2 separate regions of the Homo sapiens genome follow, and region 2 is linked to region 1. A link is an interaction called in ENCODE POLR2A ChIA-PET data of the cell type or tissue named here. Cell type or tissue: HepG2. All regions are shown on one strand. Each heading gives the region's core, and the rest is flanking DNA. Links, peaks and the distances in the headings are about the cores only.

Evidence for each region. ChIA-PET counts read pairs that join two places held together with the same protein. Peaks named below come from ENCODE experiments on the same cell type or tissue, not always from the same donor. Only the 100,000 strongest peaks of a DNase experiment are listed, where the experiment ranks them.
Region 2: POLR2A ChIA-PET joins it to region 1 with 5 read pairs; 2 of 35 experiments call an interaction of 5 or more read pairs at or near these places.

The regions. Positions count from the first base shown.
Region 1 is chr2:215,619,668-215,630,758 of GRCh38, reverse strand. It overlaps LINC00607 (long intergenic non-protein coding RNA 607), which reads left to right. Exons shown (of 10, transcript NR_037195.1): 6 at 6,524-6,647; 7 at 7,998-8,073; 8 at 9,409-9,641. LOC102724861 (a long non-coding RNA gene) reads right to left here. Exons shown (of 8, transcript NR_187737.1): 2 at 8,834-8,901. Among named protein-coding and RNA genes, the nearest start is that of LINC01614, 93 kb to the left of the region's middle. RefSeq lists enhancers at 3,580-4,081, 10,379-10,673. In HepG2, for the core only: no CTCF peak of the experiment used is centred there; a DNase peak (open chromatin) is centred at 6,088.
Region 2 is chr2:215,381,196-215,392,286 of GRCh38, reverse strand. FN1 (fibronectin 1) reads left to right here. Exons shown (of 46, transcript NM_212482.4): 26 at 473-655; 27 at 3,986-4,075; 28 at 5,329-5,598; 29 at 7,311-7,427; 30 at 8,103-8,267; 31 at 8,804-8,959; 32 at 9,962-10,075. Among named protein-coding and RNA genes, the nearest start is that of FN1-DT, 49 kb to the left of the region's middle. RefSeq lists an enhancer at 1-1,090. In HepG2, for the core only: no CTCF peak of the experiment used is centred there; no DNase peak of the experiment used is centred there.

The sequences.
Region 1 (11,091 bases), core at 3,461-8,460:
ATACAATAATCAATTCGAAGTGGATTAAAGACTTAAATGTAAAACCTAAAACTATAAAACCCTGGAAGATAACCTAGGATATACCATTCAGGACATAGGCCCTGACAAAGATTTCATGACAAAGACACCAAAAGCAATTGCAACAAAAACAAAAAGTGATAAGTGGGATGTAAGTAAACTAAGAGCTCCTGCACAGCAAAATAAACCATCAGCAGAGTAAACAGACAACGTATAGAATGGGAGAAAATATTTGCAAACTGCATCTGACAAAGGTCTAATATCCAGTATCTATAAGGAACTTAAATTAACTAGCAAAAAACAAAAAACCCCATTAAAAAGTGGGCAAAGGATATGAACAAACACTTTTCAAAAGAAAACATACAGGTGGACAAAAAGCATATGAAAAAATGCCTTAATATCAATGATCTTTAGAGAAAGGCAATCAAAACCACAATGAGATACCATCTCATACCAGTCAAAATGGCCATTATTAAAAAGTCAAAAAATAACAGATGCTGGCAAGGTTGCAGAGAAAAGGGAATACTTATACACTGCTGGTGAGAATGTAAATTAGTTCAGCCATTGTAGAAAGCAGTGTAGCAATTTCTCAAAGAACAAATAACAGAAGTATTATTTGATGCAGCAATCCTATTATTGGGTATATACCCAAATGAATAGAAATTATTCTACCATAAAGACACATGCATGCTTATGTTCATCACAGCACTTTTCACAATAGCAAAGTCATGGAATCAACCTAAATGCCCATCAACAATAGACTGGATAAATAAAATGTCATAAAGGTTGGTGCAAAAGTAATTGTGATTGTTGCCATTTGACAGTAATAGCAAAAACTGCATTTACTTTTGCACCAATCTAATACATATACGCCACAGAATACTACACAGCCATAAAAAAGAACAAGATTATATTCTTTGCAGCAACATGTATGGAGCTGGAGGCCATAATTCTAAGCAAACTAACACAGAAACAGAAAACCAAATACTGTATGTTCTCACTTATAAATGGGAGCTAAACACTGAGTACATATGGACACAAAGAAGGGAACAACAGAGACCAAGGCTTATTCGAGGGTGGAGGGTGGGAGGAGGGAGAGGATCCAAAAACTACCTATTATGTACTACGCTTATTACCTGGGTGATGAAATAATCTGTACACCAAACCCCCAAGACGTGCAATTTACCTATATAACAAACCTGGTCATATACTCCAGAACCTAAAATAAAAGTTAAAACAAAATCTTCCATTCACTGAAATAAAACAGTGCATGTTTAACTGTTTTAAAAATTATATATAATATATAATTTTATATAATATATTTATATATTATTTATATATAAATATTATATATAAATATATAATATAATATATATTATATATTATATATATAATTTTATATCTATATATGGCCTATCTCAAATAAATTCAAGCACAGAATGATTGAATAATTTTGAAAAGAGTAAGCGAAGGCATCATGGGAATTACAGAATACATTTTTGTTGAAAATAGCTAATTGCTTCTCACTGGAGAAGGTGTTAATGACATTACCAGCATTCTGACGTTGTGCACAACCATCATCTCCTAATCTACAAGGCAAGAGTCTGCTCTAGGAGGTGTGCTTAGAACGGAATTCAAGGGTCATCTGAGAGCACCTCCTTGGAGCCTCAGACCAGCCTCTCTAGAGGTTTTAAAACATCTTAAATTACATAAGAAATTAGAATCAGGAAAGTGAATGAATTAAAAGAGGGAATTGGAATTCCTCTGGAAGATTAACTTGAGACTCTTTCTGGGCTATGTTTTGTCAAATTCTTAGTTTAAGAAATAACTATTCTTCTTTACATTTATCCTTAGGCACTATCAAAGAGCATACTGGGAGAAGAGTTTTAAATTAAAAAGTAATTTTTATATTGTTCCCCGACAGAATTATTCCATACTGCATGCCTGTTAAATATTTTTAGAAATTTTAAATACTAGATATGATTCTTATTTTTGTACTTAGGGAAGTATTCTGGTCCAAATAAAGACTCACAATTTATTTTTGTTTTTGTATTATGAAATCATATATACAGATGAACAAAATAAGGAAATAATACTTTCTAATCACACCACCACCAATAGCCACTGTTAATATTTTGATATAGCTTTTTTCTTTTTTTCTATGTGGCCATATGTGTATCTATCTATCTATCTAAATATCTATCTAACTACAAATTCAGAAAAATTATAGAACACGCTCTTTGTTTAATTAACTTTCTATTTTATATTAGTTTAAGATTTATACTTAAAGCTTAAATTTTTTAAGTTGTAAAGATAGTGGAGACTTCCCATATAGACCACATTGTTACAGTATACATTATTACTAACTGAAGTCAATGCTTTCTTTATTCATATTTCTTTACTTTTTACCCTATATTCCTTTTCTGTTCGAGAATCCCATCCAGGATACCACATTACATTTAATTATTGTGTCTTTAGGCTGCTTAGATTATAACTGTTTCTCACGCTTCCTTGTTCTTGATGACTTTGACAGTTTTGAATAATAATGGTTAGTTGTTTTGTAGAATGTCCCTCATTTGAGATGTTTGTTTTTTTCTCATGATTATGCTGGGGTTATGAATATTGGGGAGGAGAACCCCAGAAATGCCATTATCATCCCAACATATCAAGGATACATACTATCAGCATGACTTATTACTGTACATGTCAACCTCGATCATCTGGCTGAGGTAGCTTGTCAGTTCTCTCCACAATGAAGTTACACTTTTCATACTGTGCTTTTTGGAAGGAAGTCACTGTGTAGAGCCCACTGTTAAGAAATGGGAAGTTATGTTCTACTCCTTAAAGTGGGGCAGTATCTACATAAATTATTTGGAATTCTTCTTTACAGATAATTTATATATTTTTTATTCTCTCTCACTTATATATTCAATCACTTATTTGTAACAATATTAACTGATATTTATTCATTATTATGGGTTATAATCCAACACTGTTATTTATCTTTTTGCTCAAATTGTTCCAGGTTTGGCCATTGGGAGCTCTTCAGTTGGCTGCTGTGTCCCTTTGACATGCCCCATTGTTGTGGGTTTTCTTGAGCAAGTTTTACTTTCTGGCACTTACAAGATGCTTCAGACTTACATTCTCCCTGCCTGACCTGAGATCAGCCATTTCTCCAAGGAGCTCTGGATTCTTTTATTGGAGAATGGTATTAGAAATCAATATCTGGGCACTGAGTGGGCTCATTGGTACTTGAATTTGTTGCTTTGAGGCTCTCTCAGCTAACAGAGCAAGAAAACATGTATGTGGTGTACACTAACTGGTGTATGCAAACATGTCTATAATTATTTCTTCCTATACATTCATTTGTATCTATATTAAACTAAATATGAGTTCATGCTGATATCTCCAACTCTAATCCAGTACATGAATCATTCTAGACTTATTTTCTTGCTTCTCTGTAAACTCCTACTCCAATAGTGAGAAACCTAGTTTCCACCATCTGCCATTTATTTACTTAATTGTTCAATTCTAGGATGCACATATGGTGGTTTCAGAATTGTTAACCCCTATTCTCATGGGCAATAATTTTACCAATTAGAGTACAGTGCTTATGTACAGTTTTACTTTCCACTCATTCCAAAAAGTTATTTAGTTTGGCACTTTTACCCCCACTCTCTTCAGTGAGGTCGTTTTATATATTTCTAACGGAAATTCCTTTGTCATAGTCTGCATTCCAACCCGGGATCCCCTGGACTCTTAAATGACTTTTGAAAATTCACACGCTTTAAGTTTCACTCTTTGTGCTGTAAAGTTCTATAAATGTTGACAAATGCAGTGTTAAGTATTTACCATTGCAATATCATACAGAAGAGTTTCACCACCCAAAAAATAGCTTCCCTTGCTTCACCTATTCGACCATCTCTCTTCTAAACCCCTGGCAACCATGGATCTGTTTGACGTCTCTGCAGTTTTTGTTTGTTTTGTTTTTACCCAGAATGTCATAAAAATTGGATCATACGGTATCCAAACTTTTCAGATTGGCTTATTTCACTTTGAAATATGCATTTAAGATTTACCCATATTTTTGCATGGCTTGATAGCTCATTCCTTTTTATTGCTAAATATTATTCCATTATATGTATGTGTCATAATTTATTGATCCACTCACCTATTAAAAGACATATTAGTTGCTTCTAGGCAATTATAAATAAAGCTGCTACAAATATTTTTGCATGTGGATTTTTCATGTGCATGCACATATTGTGCACATGGACATATATTTTCACATCAATTGGGTAAATAATTGAGAGCCTGATTGTTGGATCATATGGTAAGACTAAGTTTTGCTTTACTGCTAAGCTGTCTTCTAAAGTGGCTATATCATTTTGCATTCCCATCAGAAATGAATGAGAGTTCCTGTTGCTTAGCTTCCTTGCCAGCAATTTGTATTATCAGTGCTTTGGATTTTGGCTATTCGAATAGATGTGTACTGGCATCTCATTGTTGTATTAATTTGCATTTCACTAGTCACAAGTGATGTTAAGCATCTTTTCATATGTTTATTTTCCATCAGTATTTTTTTTGTGATGTATCTGTTCAGATGCTTTGCTCATTTTAAAATTGGGTTTTAGTTTCTCATGGAGTTTTTTTGACTTTTTTTTGTATTTTGGATAGAAGTTCTTTATCCAATATATGATTTGCAAATATTTTGTCATTTTACCCTCTTTGTAGTGTCTTTCATAGCATGACTCTCAATTTGCTTTTTTTTTCTGAACAATGTCATTCCATTTTTTCATATTATTCTATAAAATCACTTTTTAAAGACTGTAAATTATTCTATTATAGGACTGTACCATATAATGTGTTACTGTTGGACAAATATTTAGATGGCTTCCTGTTTTTCCTTTCTTTCAAGAAGAAAACAAAACAGTGATGGATATACTTGTAACTAAATATTCTCTTAAGTATTCACTTGAAATAAAATTCTTTAAGTGAAACTTCCATATCCAAAGGTATCACCTTTTAAAGACTTTTGCTAGAACAAATTCTCTTTTTCCTTGATCTGCCATGCTTACAAATTATTTCATTCCCTCTTTAGGTCAGAGTCAGAGGTAGGCCACAAGTGCATTTTGAAATATCAGATGCTTTGATACCTACTGTGTTAAACACACATAAAGCTGAGACATCAGAAGTATTCGGCCTCAAGTGAAAGCTGGATTCTAACCTTTATAAGAGTGACACCTCCCCATTTGTTTCAGTTTGCACTCTAAACCTTAATTTAGGCCTCCTCTAGAAAACCTGTGTACCAATCTGCCCATCCCCCAGTGGCTCAAAGTGAAGGTGTGTAAACAAGCTGGATGCTGTATGTCCAGTTATTCGGATTGCAGAGTTATCTGGGGTTCCAGGGAAACTGGTAGCAGCCCCATGGTGCCACCATTGCCTCCCCTCCTGTCTCAGCCTGGGTTAAGTCCCTCCACTGCATTCCTGTGCCATTTGATCTTAGACTTACTTTTTTGTTTAAATTTTTAATTAATTATTTTTTTCATTATACTTTAAGCTCTGGGGTACATGTGCACAACGTGCAGGTTTGTTACATAGGTATACACGTGCCATGTTGGTCTGCTGCACCCATTAACTTGTCACTTACATTAGGTATTTCTCCTAATGCTATCCCTCCCCCAGCCCTTTTTAATGTTTCTGCCTCTATGAGATTTTGAATATCTTAAACTGAGCTACCTAAAAATGTCATTTTTTTCATTTAAAATATATAATCAATGAAAACAAATGTTTTTGAAAATCCACCACATTGCCTGTTCCAAAACAGAGTTGGGCATCTCTCTCTGGGAGTAAAAGAATCACCCAGGTTTCTGCTCTGTTTTTATGCACCCAGTGTAGTCTGTAAATTCATACCCAGACCGAGCAGTGGAGAGAGTAAGCTGTAGCAGGCATTGGACTCACTGGCCTAGTGCTTACTTTAGCTTTGTAGACTTGGTTTTGTGCTGCCAGATGCTGCTGCTAACCTTTGGCTTACAGTAGTTTTGACAAACATGGAGGCTGTTAGTCAAAGGAACTCTGTCTCCCTAAGAATGTGTTGCGACACATTTAATTCAGAGCCACGTCAGTTGCAACAGATCTTGTGCTTTAACAAGTACCTTGGATCCTTGAGAGAATAAACTAGTCATGGCTTTACAGGCCTTTTAGGGAAAGCTACTGCTGCGCTCCGTGCTCTCTGGCGCTTGGGAATGCACAGCAGTGCTGGATGCCAAGAATATAAACAGCCAGAACGATATGTTCAGCATTTAGGAAATACAGCTGGACCCAGCAAATGTATATGACAGATAGACTCTGGGGCCAAAGAAATTTCCTCTGCACATTTTACCCACTTAAGTAATGTTAAACTGAAGGTCCTAGTATATCGCCCCATCATGACAGGTCTTTGAATATATGCTAATTAAAGGGCATGTCTATTCACTTCATTTGTGTCTCCTGTGTCTTTCTCTAGAGTTGTTTTAAGGCAGAGTATCATATCGCATCAAAACCGCTCCATAAGTCCTGCCACTCCACGTGCAATGCCATGAACTTGAAGAAACTGCTGGTAAGAGAAAGCAAATGCTGTGACCAGGCAAGTAAGTGTTGTCAAAGTGTTGTAAAACTACCCTGAACTTTTGGATCCAGAGTACTTTCCTTCCTTCCCCCTCCCTCGTCCTCTCTTTTCTTTGAGTATAAGTGGCCACAGCAACACATTTCCAAAGCTTAAACTTAGAACTTTTATCTGGGAAGTTTGTTTGGACAGTATTCAAATATAAGTGATAAAAATATACAAAGGCTGGCCAGGTGCGGTGGCTCACACCTGTAATCCCAGCACTTGGGAGGCCGAGGCAGGCAGATCATGAGGTCAGGAGTTCGAGACGAGCCTGGCCAATATGGTAAAACCCCGTCTCTACTAAAAATACAAAAAAATTAGCCCGGCATGGTGGCAGGCACCTGTAATCCCAGCTACTCGGGAGGCTGAGGCAGGAGCATCAGTCAAACCTAGGAGGCGGAGGTTGCAGTGAGCCGAGATTGCAACACTGCACTCTAGCCTGGGTGACAGAGCAAGACTGCATCTCAAAAAAAAAAGAAAAAAAAAAAGAATATACAAAGCCTATTTATGATTTTTAAAATTTGAATTCAAGGAAAGTATTGTTGCTTCTCTTAAAAGTTTTCGCTTAAGAACATGTTTTCATCTTCATTTTCCCTCATTCATCCTGAGGCCTTCAGCCCTCCCATAGCAAGAGAATATAAAAGAGGTGGGACAGAAAGAGTGAACAGGGCATCCCAACAAAGATGCGTTTTCCATTTTCCTCTGTATCTTGCAGCCTCTGTTACTACTGGGAGAGAGAGGAAGCTAATCAAAAGTGGAATGAATTTGTACTGTTTATAGGGCCTCCTCTTTCCCACACCCTTTACATACCTCACCTTACTTAATTCCATGACAATATAGTGAAGTCTATATTTTTATTCCGATATTACAGACACGTATACTAAAGGGCTCAGAGAGTAAGTAACCTGTTCAGAGTCACAGAGCTATAGCCGGGATTGGAGCCCAGGGCTGTGTGATTGTATAGAGCACCTTACGTGGTCCCTACCTACATTATGCTGAGTCCTTTTGCCTGCAATTAGGCTGAACTGCTGACAAGTCAGCTGGAAATCGTGGTTACAGCTGTAGGCCATAATCACAGGCAAACAATAATAAACAAAACATCTTCTGGGAGCTGAATTTGCAAAAACCTATGAAGTTATGGCAACTGCAGCCCTGAAGACAAGGCCCAGGTAGTACCCAGGCAGATTCAGAGAGAGCTGATGGAGAATAGGTATGAGTCTCCTACCTGGCCATTACTGTTTGGGTAGAACTTCCCTTCTCCCTCCTTCTGAAAACAAAAAACAAACAAACAAAAAAAAAAACTTGAACTCCACACAGGTTTTTTCTATTGCAGCTGCTGCAAACCAATGGGCTTTGGGGAACTGTGCTTCCCTTCAGAAAGGAAAGAGTATTTAACGATGAAAAGGAAGGTAAGAAAGAGGGATTTATGTGCCAGAAAATTTACATCATCTTTAGATGAAGGAGGGCTTGAAGGAAACATCCCAGCATGTAAAAGAGAAATGAGAAATGAGTACTTTTTAAAAAGTATCTATGTTCAACATTTCACAGGCATTGCTAAATCCCTTATTTTAAAAAATTATTTTTTCCCTCATATTAGCAATGTCACAATAGTCTCTATCACTGGAATTACACTGTATCATGCAAGGGGGTGGCAGAGGAAAGCACAGGCAGTGATGGATATACAGATCAACATAATGTGATGTGGCATCCCTTCTCAACCGCAAATACAATTACCTCCAGGGTGGCAGAACAGCCAAACTGCTTCAGTAGATTACTAGGATATTGCCTTGCTGCTCTAAATCCTAAGTCTATTTTCTGGGTTTCTATATATTTGTGGGGAAATGAATTTCCAGTTAAATCTTTGTTATTATCTCCCTAGAGCCAAAAATTGTGGGTGGGGCAAAGACTTATATTCAAAACAAATTTTATTCCTTGACGCTATCACTATCTTTCTTCCAAGGCCTCTTTGTCCAAGTACAATTCATTAACCACCATTTATGGAATACCGCCAATGCATCAGTCACTGTGCTAGACATTAGGGATAGAGACAAACAACACACTCCATGCCCTCCAGGAGCCCATGTTTAGTAGAGAAGAAGGACAACTGAACAAATAGTCACTACATAAAAGTTCACTGGTCAAGGTTTATACAAAGTATGATGAGCATACCTGGTATGTATGAGTATCTTCCAAGCAGGGAAAATTTCTTATGTTTTCTGTTGCAAAACAAATTTCCTCTGTTAAAAAAAAAAAATAAGTTGGCATCATTCAAATCGTCAACCCAAATTAACTGGTCTCTAAGTTATTGATGCCCTGTAGCTAGAAAGTCTTTAATTCTGTTACTGAAATCTACTGAAACATAGCCAAGTCTAATATCATACAACCCAAAGGGGAAATATCACATTTATCTAGATATGTAATTGAAAAAAATCTGTATACTTAGAAACTATGATATTTTCACTGCTTAACAATTTGGGGAAATCACATCAGGCCACATATTTAGAAGGTATCCCATGGCAACCATGAGAAGTTACTTTGGTCTCACATAGCTGAACATAAAAATGAATCCTGGCTTATCAGATGTCTGGAAGAAGGGGCAGCAAAAGTTATATCTCCTTTGAATTATTAAATTAAGTTCCTCTCTGGGTCTCCACGAGCTCTGGTGAAGCAAGAAAATGCATGTCCTACTCTTGGTCCCATGGATGTAGTAGACGTTCTTCATGCTTGATTTTTTTTTTTTTAAGGATTGTGTCTTACTTATACTTACGGGCTTGTGGTTCAGCGGAGACCACACTGGACTGGACTGAACAGACAACTGAAGGGCTCTCTCTACCTTTCAGCATCTCTGTCTGCCTTTCTGACTACCTAAAAATTACTGCAACCTCTGATTCTGTTTCTAAGGTGGATTTTCCCTACTCATGCTTCCTAGAGATTTGGTGAGGATTTGTTGAGTCATGGGACATTTCAGCTTGCCAAGGTAAGGCTTCATTTTGGCTTTGTATGGCCCTTCTGGGATCACTGATGTCCCTGGGCCAGGTTCATTTGTATCTGAAGGAGGGAGGAGTTAGTTTGGAGGCACAGTCTAAGAGGAGAGAAGTGGAGGGTGAAGAGGAGGGGACAGCAACTGATCTCTTTATGGCATCTTATACAGAGTTGGCACCTTGGCAATTAGGATATCGGGGACCAAAAGCTGATGCACCACTTTAACAAGATACTTTGTAAATGTAGGGCAGGGTGGAGGTCAGAAACACAGGCAGGACTTCCAAAGGCTGTGGGCACTGTCCCTGTGAGGCTCAAGTGACAAGGTGGGAGACAGGATTGGGTGGAGGCCACAGTTCTTCCATGTTGAAGAACTCTCTAGCATCCTGAAGACTGCCTACCTAGAGACCAACCCAGCGATGCTGGTGCTTTCTTGGTAGACTCCTTGGAGAGGCAGTCGTGAGGAGTCTTTGTGGTCAGTGGACAACTGGGGACTGGAACATGGGGAAGTTGGGTGGTTACAACTGTAATTAATAGACCAATCTGTGGCCCACATGAGATCCACCTGAAAGAATTCTTGCCCAGCTCTGTGCCTTCTTCCTAAGATGTGGCACCCAGAATGGCACCAAACATGCCTAGTGAGGTTTGGATCAAGAGTAAGCTGGCTTCTCTGCTATGTTTTCAGTAGCCTTCCTGAAAACACCCAGCATTTGTTTAGCTTCTTTAGCTTTAGCACGTGTTTCCACCAGTGTCCCTTAACGGAGAGGATGACTATGTCACTGAAGAAGTGGAGGGGCTGAAAATGGACTCAGCTCTTGGCCCCTGTAGAGACTGCAAGACTCCGTGCACAACGTGACAGTCGGGGCTTCCTCTGAGCACTGCGCCGTTCAGCCCTATTGCGCAACCTGCCACGCCCTGTTACTGTAAATGGAACACCGGCTGTGAGCTGGTCAAGGCCCTGCCATGACAAGGCCACTTGCATAGGACTCCAAATTAAAAAAAAAAAAAAGGCCTTTCTTATTGACTGAAAAACTGGTTGTGTTTTTCATATTTTTCACTTTCTGGAGCTGAATTATTAATAGGCAAAAATTAGGTGGGGCTTCATTGATATTCTCACCAGCTTTTACAAACCAAGAATCGGAAAGTGTGCCTCGGTGAGTTGCCTTTTGTTAGCAGTGTGGAGATGCAGGCAAAAGTGATCAGCGTGGTTTGTATTTGCAGCCGCCCCTCCCCTCTCTTCAGAGTCTCTCCTTCCCGGCTGCAAGGTGCGTCTTTAATGTGCGACACTGACAAGGCGTTTCAGCCATGCAGCTAATTAATATCATGCCGAGGCTCAATGTGACAGGTCCTTCAGACTCATAAATCAGAAACCACTAACAAATGTCGTTCCTTTTCTGATCTCTTTCTCTTGCTTTTTAATATGTTGATTTACTTTCAGTATGCATAAC
Region 2 (11,091 bases), core at 3,124-8,123, 240 kb after region 1:
ATGTTCACTTGTAAGTAGAATTCACTGAATGGAACTGTAGCTCTAGATATCTCACATGGGGGGAAGTTTAGGACCCTCTTGTCTTTTTGTCTGTGTGCATGTATTTCTTTGTAAAGTACTGCTATGTTTCTCTTTGCTGTGTGGCAACTTAAGCCTCTTCGGCCTGGGATAAAATAATCTGCAGTGGTATTAATAATGTACATAAAGTCAACATATTTGAAAGTAGATTAAAATTTTTTTTAAATATATCAATGATGGCAAAAAGGTTAAAGGGGGCCTAACAGTACTGTGTGTAGTGTTTTATTTTTAACAGTAGTACACTATAACTTAAAATAGACTTAGATTAGACTGTTTGCATGATTATGATTCTGTTTCCTTTATGCATGAAATATTGATTTTACCTTTCCAGCTACTTCGTTAGCTTTAATTTTAAAATTACATTAACTGAGTCTTCCTTCTTGTTCGAAACCAGCTGTTCCTCCTCCCACTGACCTGCGATTCACCAACATTGGTCCAGACACCATGCGTGTCACCTGGGCTCCACCCCCATCCATTGATTTAACCAACTTCCTGGTGCGTTACTCACCTGTGAAAAATGAGGAAGATGTTGCAGAGTTGTCAATTTCTCCTTCAGACAATGCAGTGGTCTTAACAAGTAAGCAGTTGAATGTATCTGTTCCATAAATATTAACCTAGAGCATAGCAAATGAATTCTAAATTCTCAAGTAGGAGGAGCTAAGAGCAAGAGAGCTGCAACCAAGCTACAAACTAAACTCTGAATTCAATGCACAGCTCCATTAATTTTGAAAGATGTAATGTTTGTTGCTATCTTAATATACTTTTGATATCTACAGCTTTAAAAAAATCATAGTGGAAAAACACCTGCAGGAAAGTTCCATGACTTCAAACAAATTCTGCTTCTAAATAAGCACGTAAAAATAAGTGAATATCAAGAGAAATTATATGACTAAATCTAAATCTTTAGAGAAAAAAATGAGAACTGAAAATAGTGTCACCATATGTGCTTTATTCTCATTTTTATAAAAAAAGTGTCAGCAGTTGATTGATTTAGGATTTGAATACTTAGAAAAGTGACTGATTGTTTGGTCTAGATTAGAATGTTGTTGTGAAGAGAGTCAGAAGTTTAATTTGTACTTCAAAAAGAATCTGTTAGAAGGATTTCTCAGAAGACTGAGAGCTTAGAAAAAAAACTGACATTAAATAAATAACAACAATTTATGGAAATTGTCTCTTTCTAGTCCCAACCATTATAGAATAGACATCTTTTGTTAAAGAATAAAACAGTAGGCTGCAAGATGGTGCTGTGTTTCACATAAACAGTGCTTTTTATTATTTTCACTGTAATAGTCAAATATATAACAACAGCAAAAGATTCTACATAAGGGAAAAATAGCTTACATTTAGGTACATTACCAAGTATTAGTCTGAAAACATCTACCTTTCAAACATAATTTAGATAATGAAACACAAAGAAGAGCAGCTCAGCGTGACCATAATCTTGGTTTCTTACTTTGTGGCTGAGGGCAAGAATATCTTTATATTGGCATATCCACCACCCCAGGGCTGTTGCTTCTGTTCTAGAGCACCCTGGAATCACTAATTACAGCATCACCCAGTATACAAGCCCCTGCATCACAATGTCTGTCCCTTAGCCGTAGACCTGTCACATGCTAATCATGTGTTCTAAGACCTTATTATAATCCTAATGCTACAGATGACCTCAGGGTAGCCCCTCTCCCTCCTAGCAAAGTCATTATTATCCTCTTTTAAAGATGAAGCAAACCAGTGCAGTGGCTCTCGCCTGTATAATCCCAGCACTTTGGGAGGCTGAGGTGGGCCAATTGCTTGAGCCCAGGAGTTCGAGACCAGCCTGGGCAACACAGTGAGACCAAGTCTCTACAAAAAATACAAAAATTAGCCGGGCATGGTGGTGCACACCTGTGGTCTCAGCTATGTAGGAAGTTGAGGTAGGAGGATCACCTGAGCCTGGGGAGGTTGAGGCTGCAGCAAGCCATGATCGTGCCACTGCACTCCAGCCTGGGTGACAGAGTGAGACCCTGTCTCAAAAAAATAAACAAACAAATAAACATGAAGCCGTCGAGGTCCCCAGCAGTTAAGTAAATTGCCACTGGCCAGCTAGTATGGTGGAAATGGAATCCAGGCATCTGGTCCTCCATTCTGGCACTTTTCCAAACTTTTGTAGGGGGCTTTATAGAAACGCTGAAGGGCAAATGGTGTGCAGGGGAATGAGGGTTTAGTGAGTAGGAGTTCCAAATTTAGAAACCTCACTCTCTGTATCTTTTAGATATACAAATATTTACCATATATTACAGTTGCCTCTAGTGTTCAGTACAGTAACATGCTGCACAGGCTCATAGCCTAGGAGCAATAGGCTAGACCACATAGCTTATAGCTTAGGTGTGTCAAAGGCTCTACCATCTAGGTTTTTTGTTTTGTTTTGTTTTGTTTTGTTTTTGAGACGGAGTCTCCCTCTGTTGCCCAGGATGGAGTGCAGTGGCACGATCTGGGCTCACTGCAACCTCCACCACCAAGGCTCAAGTGATTCTCCTGCCTCAGCCTCCCGAGTAGCTGGGATTACAGGCGTGAGCCACCACGCCCAGCTAATTTTTTTGTATTTTTAGTAGACGAGGGGTTTCACCATGTTGGCCAGGCTGGTTTCAAACTCCTGACCTCAAGTGATCCACCCTCCTCGGCCTCCCAAAGTGCTGGGATTACAAGCCCATCTAGGTTTGTGTAGGTACACTCTATGATGCTTACACAATAAAATCACCAAATCACACACTTATCAAAATGTATCTCCACCATTAAGCTATGCCTGACTGTGTATCAAAATGGAAGAAGAAGCTGGGCACAGTGGCTCACGCCTGTAATCCCAGCACTTTGAGAGGCCAAGGCGGGTGGATCACAAGGTCAGGATTTCCAGTCCAAGCCTGGTTAACACGGTGAAGCCCCGTCTCTATTAAAAATACAAAAATTAGCCAGGCATGGTGGCAGGCACCTGTAATCCCAGCTACTCAGGAGTCTGAGGCAGGAGAATCACTTGAACCCAGGAGGCAGAGGTTTCAGTGAGCCAAGATCACACCACTGCACTCCGGCCTGGGCAACAGAGTAAAACCTCGTCAAAAAGAAAAAATAATAAAAATAAAAAAAAATGGAACAAGATACTCAGGGATGTATATTTAATTTTTTAAAAAATATTCTGCTCTCATTTTAATATGGCAGAACCGATTGCTTTCTAAGTGTGGCTTTTTTCCAGTAAAGGTTAATTATTAAGACCACTAGTCCTGGCCTGGGTCAATCCCAGTATGATCCTGGGCAAGTAAATTAAAGAAGATAACTTCTCTGTGCCTCAGTTTTTTTTTGTTTTGTTTTTTGTTTTTTCATTTACAAAATGGAGATAATTGTAGTAAATCAAATTTTTAGAGGTGATAGGTTTGTTCATTTCTTGAATGCGGTGATGGTCTCCCAAGTCACACATATGTAAAAACCCATCACTTTAAAGATATGCAGTACGTTGTATGACAAGAAATTGCTTTTAAAAGGAGCAAACTACCTTCCAGGGTTGTTGTGAGGCATAAATGGCAATCCACAGCACCACAGCAAGGATTATCATGTGCCCTCCAGAGACATACTCTCAGGTGGATGCGAGAAATATCCAGCTGTTGCAGCAACTTCATCCCACTCGAAATCCAGCTGAGTCACACTCACAGGTGGAATGGAGGGCTTCGAGAGGCCATGGGGCAAGGTGACCCTTCCTTATCATCTAATTACAGACCTTCTCAAGGTCTGTTCACTGAACACTTCGCTGTAGTGTTCACTTAGGTGTAAGTAGGCTATAGGACTGGACATTTGGATATTTCATCAGTTCAAATAGTCCTGGGCGTGCTTTAGTTTCTCATGCTTTTGAGCAGAGTTTTAAAATAAGCCCCATTTGCCCCTACAGATCTCCTGCCTGGTACAGAATATGTAGTGAGTGTCTCCAGTGTCTACGAACAACATGAGAGCACACCTCTTAGAGGAAGACAGAAAACAGGTGAGTGGTGTTGGCAGTATGACTATCCAGTAGCTTTTGCCTATCAATTCTGTATAACAAATGAAATGCTACTTCTAAAAATACATCTCCATTTTTTGTTGTCATGGTGTGTGTACCTTTGTCATCACAGTATGATTTTATCGCTGGTCTCAAAAACTAAAAGATACCTTACTCAACAATCACCTAGACTTTCAGTCACTAACAAATTAAGAAATTTGTTGTCTGTCCTTTTAAAAAACATTTTCTAAGAAGATCTTTGTTATTTAGATTTAGCAGACATTCCTTTTCATTAGGCAGCTCTGTCTAATGGCTGACCCAACACTCATTGTCATCTATTTGTCTTCCTTTACTAAGCCAGCAAGTTTACATTTTCTTTTTACTTAATAAAATATGCATTTACTAGAAGGAAGTTGAATTGAATCTCATAAATATTACATACTTAAATATGAATGCTTTTAATTTTTTCTTTCAAAAGGTACACTTTAGTGTATTCATTAATTTATTTATAGTCCACTTGCTTCCAAAAAGGACTTATGATATCTTAGTTTGGTTTCTTATTGAAAAGAACTAGTAAATGCTGTAACTGAAACAGAAATTTGCTGGAAGTCCCAGAGACTAAGTGATTTGAATTTGCAACAAACTCTGAATTTTTGTGCATTTTTGAAAAATGCATTTTTCAAAACTGTCAATTCACGAGGAATTATCAGCATTGTAATTTGTCTGGGATAATGTCTTTAGTTTCAGAAAGTTTTGTGTTTGGCATCATTACCACTCTGTTGACATATAAATTTCCTCTTGAGCTTAGGAGGCTTCTCTGAGAGTCAAACATTTACTTTGAGAGTGGGCAGATCTTGCTTTACTTGGAAGGATACACTTACAGGATAGAAACACAGAATACTTGAACACTGAAGAATTTGAAAATGTCAATTCTCAGAAGATCTTGAACACTTATCTCCAAATGTGACACAGAAACTTACTGTAATAACCCCTAAAATCTGCTTGAATTACTTAGCACAAGAAAAAAATGAATGCTTGAGCTGGCTATTTTGAATTGAGTCAATTTAAGATTTTAAAATTCATATGTAGCTTAGAATCAGTACATCTTACTCTTTGGTTTATGGCAAATCATGGTATTGATGAGACAGGAACGAAATGTTGGATGTACGTTAATTTCCCCTACACCTTCCTCACTTCCTAAACTGGTGGTGTCTTTTCTTTTTTTTTTCTCTTCCTCCCCCGGGTGGGAAAAACAGGTCTTGATTCCCCAACTGGCATTGACTTTTCTGATATTACTGCCAACTCTTTTACTGTGCACTGGATTGCTCCTCGAGCCACCATCACTGGCTACAGGATCCGCCATCATCCCGAGCACTTCAGTGGGAGACCTCGAGAAGATCGGGTGCCCCACTCTCGGAATTCCATCACCCTCACCAACCTCACTCCAGGCACAGAGTATGTGGTCAGCATCGTTGCTCTTAATGGCAGAGAGGAAAGTCCCTTATTGATTGGCCAACAATCAACAGGTAACTTTTCTTGTCTGCAAAGAAACTCAGAAGACTTTCCTACCCAGTTGGTAGATTCTGTAAAGTAGCTTGCTGTTGTCTGTCATCAGCTCTCAAAAAAAAAAAAAAAAAAAAAAAAAATAGATCATTGTCATGGTACATGGAGAGGGAAGTGAGAAAATGTGGAGAAACATCTTCCTTAGAATATGGTAAAGAAGCCCGGGCGTGGTGGCAGTAAAGAAGATAATTTTTTTCCTCTCAAGAAATTTCTCACCTGATTTGGGTATTTATGCATTTCTAATAACACAAGTTTTGTTGAAAATGTAGAAAATTGGCCGGACGGGGTGGCTCACGTCAGTAATCTCAGCACTTTGGGAGGCCGAAATGGGCAGATCACTTGAGGTCAGAAGTTCAAGACCAGCCTGGCCAACATAGTGAAACCCCATCTCTACTAAATATACAAAAATTAGCAAGGTGTGGTGGCATGCACCTGTAATCCCAGCTACTGGGGAGGCTGAGGCAGGAGAATCTTTGAACCTGGGAGGCGAAGGTTGCAGTGAGCTGAGATCAGGCCATTGCACTCCAACCTGGGTGACAGAGCAAGACCCTGTCTCAAAAAAAAAAAAAAAAAAAGGGCCAGGCGCAATGGCTCACGCTTGTAATCCCAGCACTTTGGGAGGCCAAGGCGGGTGGATCACGAGGTCAAGAGATCGAGACCATCCTGGCCAACATGATGAAACCTCGTCTCTACTAAAAATACAAAAATTAGCTGGGCGTGGTGGCATGCACCTGTAGTCCCAGCTACTCAGGAGGCTGAGGCAGGAGAATTGCTTGAACCCAGGAGGCGGAGGTTGCAGTAAGCCAAGATTGTGTCACTGCACTCCAGCCTGGTGACAGAGGGAGACTCTGTCTCAAAAAAAAAAAAAAAAAAGGTGGAAAACTGAACACTGTTTCAAAGTACCTTTAAAAATATAATTTTAGGGTAATAGTGTCATTGTTCTTAGCAGATAGAGGCTGAAGTACTTACGGGAACAGTAGCATCATGTTATCTGTATTTTAGTCTCAAGTCGTCAAGCCAGAGACAAATACCTAAGGGAAGGGTATATAGGTGTTCATTGTATTACTTTTTTTTTTTTTTTTTTCTTCCTGAAATGGAGTCTTGCTCTGTCGCCCAGGCTGGAGTGCAATGGTGGGATCTTGGCTCACTGCAACCTCTGCCTCCCAGGCTCGAGCAATTCTCTTGCCTCAGCCTCCCAAGTAGCTGGGACTACAGGTGCCCGCCACCACGCCCGGCTAATTTTTGTATTTTTAGTAGAGATGGGATTTTACCATGTTGGCCAGGCTGGTTTTGAACTCCTGACCTCAAATGATCCACCCGCCTCGGCCTCCCAAAGTGCTGGGATTACAGGCGTGAGCCACCACGCCCGGCCTTGTATCACTTTTTTTTTTTTTTTTTTTTTTAACTTTTCTGTAGTTTTGAAATTTTTCCAAATAAAATGTTGAGGGAAAAAAACTCTTCCCCAAATTTGAAATAATCATTTTATCACAATTTGAATGGGCTCTGTAACCCCTTATCTTGAATTCGTCATAATATAAAATTCTGCTAATTACACGTAGTATTTACATGATTGTATGGAAGAATCATTAAGACAATTATCTGGAAAATGAACAAACAGTAAATCTGAATATTGTTTGAAAATTACGGATGTGAAAAGTTTCCCTTTTTTTTCTAGTTTCTGATGTTCCGAGGGACCTGGAAGTTGTTGCTGCGACCCCCACCAGCCTACTGATCAGCTGGGATGCTCCTGCTGTCACAGTGAGATATTACAGGATCACTTACGGAGAGACAGGTACAGCAGTAAAATGCTATTTTACACTCTGATTAAATCAGATTCTGTTGTGGATAACCTGAAAGCCCAACAGTGAACAAAGAATTAAAGAAACTTTGGCAAGTCCATTCAACGGAGCCCTTGTTTTTTCCAAGAAAATACGTAAGATATAGATGATATAATTTGTTCTAAAACCCAAATAAAAAGTTGTTTATATACTACAACTAGAGGGGGAACGGCAGAGCTGAGGAAATAAAAGGATTGTAAATTCACAAACATATTATCAGTGGTGGAAATAAGTGATTTTTATTTTTTCTTCTCTTTACTTTTCTGTATTTTCCAAATTTTATTTAAAAGGAATGTATTCTGTTAAAAGTTTTAAAAAGGACACAATGCATGCAATCCTGGGTTGAGGGCTTACCTTCTCCCACTTCTAATGCTACTCTACTACTCAGTGACATTTTAAAGCTGAAATGTTAAAACAGCGCTAACTGTAATTTTCTCTCAATGTTTATACACTTACCAAGGTTTGCTACATGCATAAATACCCCTTTCTGTTCAAGATAGCGCTCTTTAAAAGGGAATAAGCAAGAAGATGTGATTTACATGCTGCTATAAATGTGGTAATTCAATTAATCAGTAATACCCAAGTAGCTCTAAACCCCTCACACTCTGAACTAACCCTTTTTCATACAGGAGGAAATAGCCCTGTCCAGGAGTTCACTGTGCCTGGGAGCAAGTCTACAGCTACCATCAGCGGCCTTAAACCTGGAGTTGATTATACCATCACTGTGTATGCTGTCACTGGCCGTGGAGACAGCCCCGCAAGCAGCAAGCCAATTTCCATTAATTACCGAACAGGTACAAACTTCTACTCTGGGGTGACACCAGCTTTTACTTATTCAGATACTGTTTTGCAATGTTCTCCCAAGGTATTTTTCTAATTGTAGAATAGATTTTCCTTTTTAATGAGCAACAACCTGCAGCTAGCACCTGCAGCGAACAGAGTTTTGAGCCAGATAAAGAAGGAAGCACCCCAAGGGCAGGAAGTTCAGTCAGTTTTGTCGATATATTCCGCATGTCTGCAATACGACAGGCATAGAGAGTGTTCAGTAAGTATTTGTGGGAAAAGAATGGATGAGTTGATAAAGTAGGAAGAGACACCTGCTTGTGGAATGTAGCTTCTTTGTGAATGAAGCAACCATCTCAAAAATAGGAAATGGTATTGAGATGCCTGCCCCATCCCTCTAAAAGCTCTCTCTGTATTCTTTCGAGAAGAAATACCTTTCTCATGTAAGCGATCATTCGAATATGTACCAGACCTAGAGAGGAGGACTTGTCCAATCTTGTCTCCAAGGACTGGGGCTTCACTGGTTTCTCCCTGCTTTTATTTGTAGAAATTGACAAACCATCCCAGATGCAAGTGACCGATGTTCAGGACAACAGCATTAGTGTCAAGTGGCTGCCTTCAAGTTCCCCTGTTACTGGTTACAGAGTAACCACCACTCCCAAAAATGGACCAGGACCAACAAAAACTAAAACTGCAGGTCCAGGTAAGAATCATCTGCATCTCGGCCAGGTGCGGTGGCTCACTCCTATAATCCCAGAACTTTGGGAGGCTGATGCGGGCAGATCACTTGAGGTTAGGAGTTCGAGACCAGCCTGGCCAATATGGCGAAACCCCGTCTGTACTAAAAAATACAAAAAAATTAGCTGGGCATGGTGGCTTGTGCCTGTAATCCCAGCTACTCAGGAGGCTGAGGCAGGAGAATGGCTTGAAGTCTGGAGGCAGAGGTTGCAGTGAGCCAAGATAGCCCCACTGCACTCCAGCCTGGGTGACAGAGTGAGAGACTCCATCTCAGGGAAAAAAAAAAAAAAAGAGTAATCTGCATCTCATATACAACAGGATAGATGGGGTAGGACCACCTAATATTCTTTTTTATATAAATGGCTACCTTGTTGTGAGTACTATGTATTTTTTTGTCCTATGTCATCATTGTCCCCATTCATGAGTTCAGGGCTCAAGATCATTATCAACCCTTTTCACAGTAGAAGTCTTAAGTGCATTTCTGTTTTTACATGGATAGTTCTATTTAGTGATATGGACATCTTAAATTACTAGATTCACCCTTCTGGTTTTGTTTATCATTCACACTAAGAAGAGATAAATGGCCTAACTGACTTTTTCAGCTCTTTTTAGCTATGTTGTCTTTGTTTTTAAATAGAATACTTGTGAAATTAGGATCTTAAGGCAATTTATTAGAGTCAAGTTAATTTTCATTTTTTCTGAGAGCAGTATCACTAATTGTTGGGGGCATCATATTAAGTTTTAGATCTTATCCTTGAGTGTGACTTCACTCCCATATGGTAATTTGTATTAGCAATGAACAGGTTTGTCCAAGAGGAAATCAAAGTCTGACTCTCCATATTTTTGTTACAATTCTGCAAATAAAAATTCTAGGCCACCATATGTTTACTACCAAACTCTAGACGCCACTTGAGGACTTTATAGTGGATGACGTGGATGTTGCATTTGCTTTTCACTCCCTTTGCAGATCAAACAGAAATGACTATTGAAGGCTTGCAGCCCACAGTGGAGTATGTGGTTAGTGTCTATGCTCAGAATCCAAGCGGAGAGAGTCAGCCTCTGGTTCAGACTGCAGTAACCAGTACGTAACCACTGCTTGGTTTCCATTTTCAAAGTCAAATTTTGTTCTTGGGTGTCTGAATGCCCACGACATGTCTTTTGCAATTACACATAGGGAAAGTGAACTTGTTGGTTAGTTTATGTCTTGAGCTGAGCCCTTTACGAACATCTTTTTTCCTTCTCAGTGCCAAGCGAGGAATTTACAGAGAAAGAAGTTGTGAAACCACCATAGTTAGTTGCTGTGCTTTGAATTTCTTTTGCTCAAATGGCCTCAGCGAAATCTTATTTGCCTATAGCAAATCTACAAAAAATTTTCCTAGACCGTCTTTTCTACAACTGGATGGTAAAGTTGATTGAAGTGTGCCTCATGTAGCTTTATGTTTGGGGCATTTGAAGGGCTATGGCTGGACCAGAGTGTAATATAAATGCTTAATAGAGAGGGGAAAAGAAGAGTGTAAGAACCATTATAGGGCTGGGCTCACGCCTGTAATCCCAGCATTTTGGGAGGCTGAGGCAGGCGGATCACGAGGTCAGGAGTTCGAGACCAGCCTGACCAACATGGTGAAACCCCATCTCTACTAAAAATACAAAAATTAGCCAGTCGCGGTGGCACGTGCCTGTAATCCCAGCTACTCAGGAGGCTGAGGCAGAAGAATCACTTGGACCCAGGAGGCAGAAGTTGCAGTGAGCCAAGATCATGCCTCTGCACCCCAGCCTAGGTGATAGAGTGAGACTCCATCTCAAAAAAAAACAAAACAAAACAATTATAACAATTTGAATCTGACATTGCAAATCAGCTTTACCACTTCCAAGGTATAGAAAATCCAGGTCTATGAGACTAACATCACATTGTAAAAATCAAATCGTGGTAGAATATCTTTAAATTAATATAAATACATCCCCATTGTGGGGACATTTTGCAGGGTATCTGCTTATCTCACATACACCTATGTTTTAATAAGTGATGCAACATTGCATATTTTCTAAACCAAGAAAAATTAAGCAAGTGTTTAAGTGATTTTTCCTTTTGATAGTGGG